Linked DNA regions of Homo sapiens: regions 2 and 3 are each linked to region 1. A link is a contact called in ENCODE Hi-C or POLR2A ChIA-PET data. All regions are on one chromosome and are shown on one strand. The core of a region is the stretch at or near the end of the contact, and the rest is flanking DNA. Distances in the headings are between cores, read along the strand shown.

Region 1 (3,965 bases), core at 760-3,259:
CTTCCTGTACAGCCTGTGGAACCATGAGCCAAATAAACCCATTTTCTTTATAATTACCCAGTCTCAAGTATTTCTTTATAGCAATTCAAGAATAGACTGATACAGCCGATAGTTATTTTTACATAAAAACCTCTCCTTCCAGGCAAATAAAGCATATCAACAGATTTATCACTGGAGCCCAGGACTCTGGGAGGCTCTGCTTTAGGTCCTTGTTGGTCTGCATGCTTCTGGGTGCTTGGAGTCATGCATGACAAGGGTGGTCCTTAGCGGACACTGCTACTCATTCACCTTCTGCCTGTCGGAGCATCTGGAACCTTACATTATTGAAGGCATGTTGCAGAAGTCAGGTGCGTCAGTTTTCACACATGACCCCCAAATTCTTTGATGTTCCTTCCATCAGGAGGCAGGGTGCAACCTAGCCCCTCCTTCCCCTGGAATCTGCAGCCTGTGGCTGCTTGACCAATGGAGTATGGCAGAAGAGCCACTATGACAGCTTTGGGATACTGGTTCTCAGAACCCAGACAGGCCCTGAGGAAGCCCAAGCAGCCCGTAAGGAGGCTGAGTGGAATGAAACCAAGACCCTCATCCCACCCTTATCCTCCCCTGAGCTCCCCCTCATAGCCAGCCCCAACTCGCCATGAGTGCACCATCTTGGAAATGGTCCCCCCCGCCAACCTGTCACAGCTGACACCACACAGAGCAGAGATGAGCCTTCCCCTCTAAGCCCTGCCTGAACTGTGGATTCATGAGCAAAATCAAACTACTAAGCATGGGGGTTGTTTGTCACACAGCAATAGATAACTGCAACATCCGTAGACCTGGGCTCCAGTACTGGCTCCTTTTGCCCCTGACTCTGGTATCTTGGACCCCTTGCCTCCCCACAATCTCAGCCTACACACTTAAGAAGGGAGGGTTTGGTCTGCTCACAGTGTGGAATGCTGTGATGTCTATGCAGCTGTGGGGGTGTGAAGTGGCATCCCCACCTTGGAAAGCAGTTGGGCATCATCAAGGGAAGCGCAAGACGCCCTGACCCTGTGACCCAGCCATTGCACTCTGAGGTTAACTCTGCACAAGTGCTCTGGAAGACAAGTTCAGCTGACTTGAGGGCAAACAACTGGAGACGGCCTAGGAGTCCATCCTCGGGAGAAGGGCTTCATGCATCGTGGCTTATGTACAGACTGCAGATGAATGGATTCACGCTCTGTGCAGCCGTGTGCAGGAGCCTCCATAACGTGATGTTGAGTCAAAACGATAAGCTGAAGGGTGACTCATCCAGCATAGTCCCATTAAGTTTGAGAGCAAACAAAACCAATGTTTATAGATACAGATGTATGTGTGAAAACAAATATGGGAAGGTAAACTCCAGATGCAAGGAGTTAATTCCCTCGGGAGGGAGACAAAGACAGAAATGCAATCAGAGAGGGCTGCCTGAGGGCTCTGACTATATCCCGAAAATGATCAGTGAAGGAGGAGGAGCAGGACCAGCAACCTGTTAGAACTGGAGCTGGAGCTAGTTGTGGTAGCAGACATCTGTAATCCCAGGGACTCAGGAGGCCAAGGCAGGAGGATTGCTTGAGGCCAGTTGGAGACTAGCCTGGGCAACATAATGAGACCCTGCGTCTAAAAATTAAAAATAAACTAGCCAGGTATGATGGCATGCACTTGACATCCCAGCTACTTGAGAGACTGAGGCAGAAGGATCGCTTGAGCCCAGGAGCTTGAACCTGGAGCAAATTGTAATTACACCACTGCACTCCATCCTGGGCAACAGAGCGAGACCCTGTCTCTAAAAAAAAATAATAAAATGAATTAATTAAAATAAAGAACTGGAGCCAAGTGAGAAATCCACAGGTGTTTGTTACATTACTTTCTGTACTTTTCTATATGTCTGAAATATTTCATAAGTAAAAAGAACAGATTTTCCAAATGAAGAGTTGAAGTCAGTGGTGAGCGGGGCCTCTTCCAGTTTTCTGAGTCATGCAGAAGCCTCTGGCAGTTCTAGAGGGTGCATCTGCGTCTCCCACTCTTCCAGCGCAAGCCGGCTCCATATTACGCTCCCAGTCCTAAAACAGAATGACTAACGTGGGATTCCCACCGTGGCGAGTGTGTGTGCATGTGTGTGTGCGCATGCACTCTCCCAGGGAATCTCCCACCCGCCTCCAGGCTGGCCCGCAGCCTCTCTGCCTTCTGTACATCTTCCAGAGTGGCCATGTGGGAAGCAGTCCACGTGAGAATGTCAGTACAGGGACTGAGGAGGCTGGGCCTTGGGGGGCCCCCCTGGCTCCCTGGCCTAATTGCCTCTGACCTTGGGTTTTGCATTCCTCACTTGCAAAGTGTATACAAGGGTAGTGTATGAATCTAAGCTTTCTTCTGGACCCTCACAGCCTCTCCATCTCTATGCCCTAGACAGCCTTCCCCACAATGAGATAGCAGTAAAAATGACAATTGCAGCTGCTGTTTACTCAGCACCAATAGTTGATTATCTCATTTAACCCCCACAACAGACCCCTGATGGATGAGAAGGCTGAGGATCAGCGAGGCCCCGTGGCTTGTCCCAGGAAACACAGTGGAGATGCAGTGTTGCTGGGGCTTTGAGGAGTGGAGGGAGGAAGGCTACCGTTGCACTGGCTTCTGCCCACCCCAGCCTTTGGCCACCCTGCCCGAGATGCCTCCCTCTCAGCCCCCGGCTCTGGATTTCCACCCTGAATCCTTCCCTAGCTCAGGCTGGATGGGCTTTGCTGGTTGAGAGTTCTGGGAGCCGGGCCCAGGGAAGCTGGGGCAGCTGGCAGAGGCCCCTAGGTCCCACGCACACCAGGGCTGCCCAGGGCCTCCAGCCGTGGAGGCAGGGGCAGTGGATAGAAGAGGACACGGGGCTCTCTCTTGGGAGCTCTTCCCACCAGAGGCCTCTGCTTCAAAAATTCGTGACCCACCATTTCCATGGTGGCCTCTCATGGGGCATCTCCACACCCACAAGTCACCTGCCATCATCTGACCCTCGCGACACCCTCAACAGGCAGGGCCATTTGTGAAATCTTCTTCCCAGAGGAGGAAACTGGGGGTCAGTGAGGCCCTGTCTCGGGTCACCACTTCCCAGCCCCTTGAAGAGTTGTCGAAAGTGAGCACATCTGTGCCCACCGTCCCCCAAAGCCTCTCTGCCTCTTCCCCAGAGGTCCCCGCGATCCTGATTTTTAACACCATAGGTGAGTTTTGCCTAGTTGAAACTCCATGTAAATGAGGTGGTCCAGTCTGTACTTTTCCTTCCCTGGTTTCTTTTGCTCATCACTCTTGGAGATCCCACGCTGCGTGTGACTGTAATTGCTCTTGTTCCTAGCTACATGATATTCCGTGCATGGGTGTGTCACAAGTTCCCCTGACACCTGCTGACAGGGGTCTGGGCCGTTCTCAGGTTTTGAAGCCAGCTGGCTTTCTGCAGCTCCTGCTGTCCCCTGCCTGAGCCCTGGAGCCTGGCAGCAGCCTGGGTCGGGAGCAGGTGTTGCAATGCTCCTCATTTTAAAGAAGGAATCAGAAGGCAAGTAGAGACAGGAGCCATCTGCCAAGGTGGGAGCTGGGGTCTACCCGGGAATACCTGCCTCTAAGCCCCAGCCTTTCCCAGCTCACTAGATCACTCCCGCCTCCCCTGCCCCAGCCCAGGGCTGCTCACATCTGCCTCTTTGACAGTCATCTTTGCCATTGGGTGGCCCTGTGTGCTGTCTGCCTGCCCTTCCCCAGCAGGATCCATGAGTGAGTCTGTGCCCGAGGCCAAGCAAGTGCTCAAGACATTTGTCATCCGCCCATCCTGCTGCTCCACCCCTGTGTCCTGTCACCTCAGCGTCCAGGGCCTGGGGCTGGTCAGGAGGCCTGAGGTGTTAGAGGGCTACAAAGTCAGGTAGGGCCTTGGGCAAGTCTCTTTGCCTCTCTGTGCCTCAGCTTCCTCCTCTGTACAGTGACATTGTTGAGAGGATAAC
Region 2 (3,965 bases), core at 512-3,011, 110 kb after region 1:
GGCAATTTGTTACACAGTGATAGGTAACTGATATGAAAAACCTGAGCTCCAACCATGTCCCTTGGGGCCAGCAGGATTTCAGGCAGAGGCTGCCCCAGGTTGCTAGAGGATGGCCAGCCAAGTAAAGATCACACACAGGGCCGCAGAGGCCTGATCCTCACCTCCCAGACAAAGGCAGGGAGGTGTAAGCCTGAGCCCTAGGCAGGGGAGAGAGTTCTCTGTTCCAGCCCCCAGCTGGGAACTTTGTGTTCCCAAGAGGCAGACATTGTTTGTCACTCTGGGGTGACATGCATAGTGCTCCCTAAAGGCAGAGGAGAGACACTGGGCCTCCCCAGTGATTCATAGTGTTCAGAAAGGAGGGGTTGAGCATGTTCCTAATCAGAAGCTGCTGCAAGGCCTGCCTGGTCACCATTTGTTCTGTTTCTGTATCTCGGCGTCAAACCTGATAAGCCAAGGTTTCCCCGAATGCAAGCACACCCAAGTAGGACCAGCACATCTTCTCTGCCAGGCCCCAGGCTGGGCACACAAAGGTGAACTGGCCATGATCTCCATCCTCTGGAAGATCAGCTCAGGCAACTAACATTGACTGAGCTCCTTCTGTATGCAGGTGCTAGGAGTAGCACCATACTACTCAGAACCCAGCCACTTCACTGTGGAACCATCATCGCCTGCTGGAACTGGTGCAGTAGGCTCCTCACAGGTCTTCCTGCTCCTGACCTTGCCCCGAGCCTTACAATCCATTCTGCAAATGGAGCTCAGCAGGGTCTCTACAAATGATAAATCAGATCATGTCTTGGCTGCTCGAAACCCTCCACTGACCTTGACATAAAAATGAAAACTTGCCTTTAGAGTGGAGAGATCTGGGGGGTCACCACATGACCAATCTGAAATCATTGGGACCACCTGACATTTTGGGCCTCTTGGTGGCATGAGATATAAGGAAGACACAGCCACACTTGGGCTCAACTTATTCAAGGCATTTCTCTTTATATAAAGTCAGGGAGGCAGAACCCATTAAAAGTCACTGTAAGGAAACCATCAGATACCACAACTGTCCTGGACTCTTCTTTAGAGTCACAGTTGCCAAACACACCCCAAATAGCCCTCAGTGGGAGAATGGGTAAACTGTGCTTCATCTACAGAGTGCCTACGGTTCAGCTCAAAAGGCTGCAGGACACACTCCACAATGTGGAGAAGCGCTCACTTTGTCTGAGCAAAAGAGGCCTTGGACACAGTGTACACACTGCATGTTCCATTTCCATGAAGTTCTAGGACAGCCTAAACCAATCTGTGCTGATAGAAATGAGGATCTGTGGGTGCCTCAGGCGGGGGTAGGGATTGCCTGGCAGGAGCCAGAAGGACCTTCTGGGAGGCTGGAAATGTTCTGTATCTTGATCTGGGTGATTACACATGTACAAATTCCTGAGCTGCACATTTAAGATTTGTTCCCTATATGTCTGGCACATCTCAATATTTTTAAAAAATAATCAAATAAATAAGCTTTTTAAAAAGTCTATGTCAGGGCCAGGTGCAGTGGTTCATTGGAGGCTGAGGCAGAAGGATCGCTTGAGCCCAGATCTTTTTTTTTTTTTTTTTGAGACAGTGGTCTTGCTCTGTTGCCCAGGCTGGAGTGCAATGGCACAGTCTCAGCTCCCTGCCACCCCCACCTCCTGGGCTCGAGTGATCCTCCCACCTCAGCCTCTCAAGTAGCTGAGGCTACAGGCATGCACCATCACGCCCGGCTAAATTTTGTATTTGTTGTAGAGACGTGGTTTCGTCATGTTGCCCAGGCTGGTCTTGAGCTCCTGGACTCAAGTGATCCACCTGTCTCTGCCTCTCACAGTGCTGGGATTACAGGCATGAGCCGCTGCACCTGGCCCACAAACAATTTAAAAACAAAAAATTGGCTGGGCATGGTTGTTCACGCCTGTAATGCCAGCACTTTGCGGGGCCGAGGCGGGTGGATCACCTGAGGTCAGGAGTTTGAGACCAGCCTGGCCAACATGGTGAAACCCCGTCTCTACTAAAAATACAAAAATTAGCCAGGCATGGTGGCAGGCACTGTAATCTTAGCTACTCAGGAGACTGAGACAGGAGAATCGCTTGAACCCCAGAGGTGGAGGTTGCAGTGAGCTGAGATTGTGCCACTGCACTTCATCGTGGGCAGCAGAGTGTGACTCTGTCTCAAAAAAAAAAAAAAATTACCCAAGCATGATGGTGCACACCTGTAGCCCCAGCTTCCTAGGAGGCTAAGGCGGGAGGATGGCTTGAGTCTAGGAGTGTGATGCTGCAGTGAGCTGTGATCGCAGCACTGCACTCCAGCCTGGGTGACAGAGTGAGACCCTATCTCAAAATAAAATAAATCAAATAAAAAGTCAATGTCAAGGATAATGAGTGGGAGACTATCTGAGTTTAAAAGAATTTAAAGTGACATAGCAATCAAGTGCAACATGTAAATTTTCACTAGATCCTAGGAAAGAAATGAAGGGAGGGAATAAGACAGCGAAGAAGGAAGGAAGGAAAGAAGGGAGGGATGGAGGAAGGAAGAGAGAGAGGAGGAAAGGAAGGAAGGGAGGGAGGGAGCAGGGGAGGAAGGAAGGAAGGAAATGAGGGAGGGAGGGAGGGAGGAAGGAAGTCCACCAGCTAACCCAGGTATCTGAAACATTTTGGGATTTGAATATGGGTTGACTATTAGGGAGGTATTTGAATTTGATTTTCTCTGGTAATAATGGTATTTTGCTTAGATGGAGGAACAACCTTGCCTTTAAAAGACACATGAACAATATGTAGAAGTAGGAGGCACGAAGTTTGCAAGTTACCTTCCAATGGCTAGGCAAAAAAAGGGCAATGCACCAAAATATGAACAGTGGTGGAACCTAGGTTGGGTATATATGAGTGCTTATTCTATAGTCTTTAAATTTTTCTATATTTTAGGACATTTTTATTAAAAAGGGTTGAGGGTACAATGAATAAAATTTAAGGTCCTGGCTATGGCCTGTGAGGCTATGTCATCCAGCCCCTGCCTCCTCTGATCTCAGCCCCTTCAATCTCTCCCTCGTTCTCCCTGCCCCCAAAACCTCCCTACACACACACAGGCACACATGCACACACAGGCACACACATATACACACAGTCACGCATGCAGGCACGCACGCACATAACTTTCTCACTGGTCAACCCTGGAGCTGGGAGAAGTGGGGAAATGGATGCTCCCCCTGCACAAAGAGGAATCCCTCTTTTCTCCAGATGGGAAATCTTTCCCAAAAGGCCCCACGCAGACTTTCTCTTATGTCTCATTGGCCAGAACCTAGTCCCATGCCCACCACAGGCCTGTTGTTGGCCACAGAGAATGGGATGGCTGGTACTGCTGAACCAATACAGATAGGTCCCCTGTGGTGGTGCCTATTACCCCTCCCCCTAAATAAGAGTTCTCTTGGCCAAGAGGAAAGGGGGCGGCCACTGGAAGACAAGGCCAGGGGTGGACATAGTGCATTTCTGAAACTTGGAGATGGTGAGGCTCTTTTGCATCTGGGCCTTCCAGCAGGTGTGGGGAACAGCTGGTGGCCTCAAACCCTATTCTCCAGATGGGGCAATAGAAAATCAGAGTGGTGGAATGACTTCCCACTCCTGGCTGGTCCAAGCCTCAAATCTCTGTAAGTGGAAAGTCTGCGAGGGCAGGATGGGCAGAACCTGGTGTGTGAGAGGTTCCGCTGGGCGGGGAGATACAGCAAGGCTTCACGGAGAGGGGTAGTGCTCGGTGCTTGGAGCGTGGAGCGGATTTCAGTGGAGGTGGAGAAAGTGTCAGGTGGGGCACAGAGGGAGCAAGGACAAGGAGGGCAGAGCACCAGGCACATGTGGGCAAGAAGAAGGAGGAGGAGAGCTGGAAAGGAGGGTGGGGCCAGATCTGAAGGCCACCGGAGTGCTGGAGTACTGTTCTCTGTTTCACAGGCAAAGAGGAGCTGCTG
Region 3 (3,965 bases), core at 544-3,043, 70 kb after region 1:
TCACTGGGTGGGTAAAGAAAAGATTACACATTTGTGAACCTTTTAGTTTCTATTTTGTGTTTGTTTTATAATGTACATAAGATACTAGCTCAGTAATCACATCTGTACTTTCCAAATAAGTATTCAACCATGAGGCCATATGCTCCCTCAAGTTTGGAGACCTTTGCCCTAAAATCCTAACATTCGTAACAGCAAACCCTCAGGCTGCCCCCCCAGGAGCCAGGCACTGTAAGGAACACCTTCCCTGTGTCCATCCACTGGGTCCCCTGACGACCCAACAAGGTGAGTGCCATCAGTGTCCCCACCTTCCAGCTGAAGCAACGAGGAAGTTGAGGACTCACTGAGAGGACACAGCTGGCACCAAGCTATGCCCTTGACCACTGGGCTATGCTGCCATTTTAAACCCAAAAGGTCTAAAAGGAAAGGAAAGATCTCCTTCATGAGGATGAGTTTTCTTCCTTTATCTCTCAACACACACACACACACGCACGCACACACACACACGCACAGACACACAAACACACACACGTACACAGAGACACACATGCACATGCACACAGGCATGCACACTCAACAGCCACTTGTACTACTGCTGGCTCGTTGGAAAAATTGATGTTACTTCTATTAGCATAATTTTTGCTCCATCTCCTTTGAACAAAGATCCCAGGCTTGGAAAGCTCAGCGAGCATCGTCTCCCTGCAGTGTCAAGGTCTCCAGTCACATCCTCTTCCCTCCAATTACAAGGCTTCTACCCAATGTCTCCCCTGGTAAGACTGGGGAAGAGAGTGCAGGCGAGCCAAGCCCAGGGCTGGGTGCAGTGGGTACATCTGTCTGTCTGTCTGATGGCGGCTGGAAGCCTCCGTTCTCCTCCACTTCATATGGTGCAGCCATCTGGGCCACGGCTCCCTCTTATTCATCTCTGCATCCGACTCAGGAGATGCTCATAAGCACTTCTTGCAGGAAGAAACACAGGAGCCACTCCTGCGAGTAGCCTCCTCTCTAAAATGAAAACCCCAGCCCCATCTTCAGAAAGTTGGCCGGGGCATTCTGGGCTCCTGGGGCAGGCTGAATTCCAAATTCAGCTCTGAGGAAGATTCTTGGGACAGAAGAGGAAACCAAAGGGACTTTGAAAGACCAGCACCCTTCAGTGTGGTGCTCAACCTTATATTAAAGAAAAGGACACTGAGGCCCAGAGAGACACGGTAAGTGGGCTAGAGTGTCTTGCCACAGCAAATGGCAAGGCTGAGACAGGGTCTGGGTCATTGGGATGGATGAGGGCATGCAGAGCAGGGCCTGGCACATCTCCCACCCCAGGAAAAAATCCTAGGCCTGTAGAACCCCACCCCCACCCCAGAGTTTCAAGGAAGGAGCTGCGAGAGCCTGCCATAGGCGAGGGGAACCAGTTGCCTCAGGCCTGAGACAGAGCCAAGGAAATAGCTAAGGCCAGGCCTTCACTTACTTGTCCCACCTGCCATATGTGGGTGTCTAGCATGTGTGTGTCCTCTGGGGTCCTGGAGGGGAAAGCCTGGCCAAGTGGGTTAAGATGAGGTGTTGGAAGCTGGCATGATTGCCTTCAACCCCAGCTCAGCCACTCCAAGGCAGCTTGGACAGATGAATGCCTCTTGTGAGCCTCAGTTTCTCCATCTTCACAACAGGAATAATGACAAAACCACAGCCCTACTAATAACAACAGGGGCCTCAGGTTCACCCCACTGAGCACTGTGCATGCCTGGCCTGGCCAGTCCTCGGGGCAGCACTGAGCAGCCAAGATTGTCACCGTCCCTGTTTACAGACAAGAAATAGAAGGCTACTACCCAGGAACGTGTCCACCTTTGCACAGCTGTGCAGCTGTCCAGGGTCAAGTTCGGGCACAGGTTGTCAATCTCCAAATGCAAGTTATTTTTACCACGGCTAGATTAATTACCCACCTGTCTTTTACCTGAGGGAACAAATGAAACAATATATGTGCAAAGGGTCTAGTACTGTGCCTGGCACAAAGGAGTGCTGGTAAGCAGTTAGGATTAGATTGACTGTGGTTACCATGGTAACACCAGACTTGTCCACTGTCCCCAACACTGGGAACTGCAGAGTAGTGGAAACACCTGCAAGCCAGAAGGAGGGGTGTTGAGCAAGAAAGTGTGGCCTCGGCATAGAAGCATTTACATTTTTCTTTTTTCTTTTTAAATCTTGTAACGATCAGTCACACTAGAGCCCCATCCCTAGGGCAGAAATTTTTTTCCCTTTGAGCCTCAGTGCTGAGTACTGAATTACACCCCCATCCCCGCCATGTGCCAGGCACATGATCCTCATTGGCCCAGGCAAGCACCACCCTCCATGCCAATTTCCTTATTTACTCTTCTCTTTTCCTGTTTGCCAATGCAGGTGACGAACTTGGCCAGCACAGGTGACCAGTCTACAGGGTGGAATGCCTGCCCTTTTGCACGCATTCTTGCAAAATGCATAAGCTTGTATTTCTCAGTAAACTTTTCAAAGTAAAACATTCATGCAGAAAAAAGCACAAATGACGCATGTAGAGCTTTATGCATTTTCACAACCTGAGCACACCCGTGTCACCCAGAATGAGAAGCAGAATATAACGGGCATTGTGGAAGCCCCCACATGCTCCTTCCCCCAAGGGGGTCACTCCCCTGACTCTGACTCCAGAAAGCAGAAGTAGCTGTCCTGTGCTCTATACAAATGGCATCCTGCACCATGTACCCCTTGGTGCTTGGCTGCTGTTGCTCAACTGCACATCTGTGAGATTCACCCAGGTGGTTGTGTCTGGTTTGCTCTGGTTCGTTCGCTCTCATGCTGTCACATATTCCCTTGTAGAAAACTACCCCAGGCCATTTGCCCAGTCTCCTGTTGTTAGATGTGTGGGTTGTTTCCAGCTTGGCGCTATTACAAACAGGGCTGCACATTCTGGAACAAGTCCTTCGGTGATCATAAGCACACGCTTCTGTTCGGTAAACGGCTAGGGGTGGTATTGCTGGGTCACAGCATATGTGTATGTTGAGCTTTGGTAGGTTCTGCCCAAGTTTTCCAACGTGCCTATACCGTCTGATACTCCTGCCAGCTGCACGTAAGAGTTCCAGTCGCTCCACCTCTTCACCAACTTGCCATTTGTCTGTGTTTCTCCTCGCAGCCACTGTGATGGGTGTGCCTGGTTTTGGATTGCTGTTTTAGTTCTCACTGTTGCCTCTGCATCCCTCTTGATAGCTGGAAGCAACAGCTCCTATGTGCTGGACACTTCATACATACTAGCCTCTAGAGCTTAATCTTACACACATTATCTCACTTAATCGTCACAGCCACCATTTGAGGGAAGTACATTTTACAGTCGAGGAAACCGAAGCACAGAGAGGGGAAGACTCCTCCTCCCAAGGCACAGCTGATGATTTCAATTGGCGGGAAGAGAAGGGGTCAAAGTGAGAACTTCAGCATGACTTGGGGGTGCTCTGACCTGACCCCTCCGTTGTCTCGAATGTGTCTAAGGGACAGGAAGGGTCCCCCGTACTTGAACTCACTTCCCTGATTCTGGGAAAATCCCAATCCTTCCTGGTCTTCAGTCTTCCCAGCTGTGAGATGACAGCAGCCAGCACAGGGCAGGAATAAACATGTGTTTGCTGCACTGACATCTACATCTTGTACTGAGCCCCTACAGCATGCCGGGCAGGCTTCAGATATCACATTTAATCCTCACAAAATCCCTTCGAGTTGGATGTTAATACCTCCCTTTCATAGCTGAGGACGCTGTGATCCTGAGAGGTGGAGACACTTGAGCAAAGTCACACAGCAAATGGCAAAGCAGGATTTGAACTCACTGAGACGTGCCTAGTCCCTTCAAGAACCCTCTATTTGGAGCTCAGCCCAAGCTTTGCAGATGCTACAGGATGGCTTGGCTGTTGGAATGTATTTTTAAATTGTTCAAGAAAGATTACCGTTAAATAGTTCCTGACCTCCTC

The links. A loop is a pair of places that touch in the nucleus more often than their neighbours do. ChIA-PET counts read pairs that join two places held with the same protein, here RNA polymerase II (POLR2A). Pooled maps may share reads with other maps.
Region 2: a loop to region 1 is called in a map of posterior vena cava, with 2.2 times the contacts of the local background. The contact joins two enhancer-like sites. A Hi-C loop is called at or near these places in 17 of 168 maps with a recorded cell type or tissue (CD4-positive, alpha-beta T cell, HepG2, K562 and 13 more), 5 of 37 single-sample maps with no recorded cell type and 14 of 50 pooled maps. POLR2A ChIA-PET finds 5 or more read pairs at or near these places in 2 of 52 experiments (H1 and OCI-LY7).
Region 3: a map of PC-3 shows a loop between it and region 1 (4-fold over the local background). The contact joins two enhancer-like sites. A Hi-C loop is called at or near these places in 3 of 168 maps with a recorded cell type or tissue (PC-3, PC-9 and endothelial cell of hepatic sinusoid) and 1 of 50 pooled maps. POLR2A ChIA-PET finds 5 or more read pairs at or near these places in 4 of 52 experiments (H1, PC-9, WTC11 and 1 more).

The regions. Positions count from the first base shown.
Region 1 is chr3:14,264,427-14,268,391 of GRCh38, forward strand. No RefSeq gene overlaps it. Among named protein-coding and RNA genes, the nearest start is that of LINC01267, 86 kb to the right of the region's middle. RefSeq lists an enhancer at 2,270-2,909. Within about 2 kb of position 2,010, at least 3 of the 41 ENCODE cell types and tissues checked have a DNase peak (open chromatin) inside an H3K27ac peak, as active enhancers do.
Region 2 is chr3:14,378,275-14,382,239 of GRCh38, forward strand. No RefSeq gene overlaps it. Among named protein-coding and RNA genes, the nearest start is that of SLC6A6, 22 kb to the right of the region's middle. Within about 2 kb of position 1,762, at least 2 of the 41 ENCODE cell types and tissues checked have a DNase peak (open chromatin) inside an H3K27ac peak, as active enhancers do.
Region 3 is chr3:14,334,223-14,338,187 of GRCh38, forward strand. No RefSeq gene overlaps it. Among named protein-coding and RNA genes, the nearest start is that of LINC01267, 16 kb to the right of the region's middle. RefSeq lists an enhancer at 957-1,126. Within about 2 kb of position 1,794, at least 5 of the 41 ENCODE cell types and tissues checked have a DNase peak (open chromatin) inside an H3K27ac peak, as active enhancers do.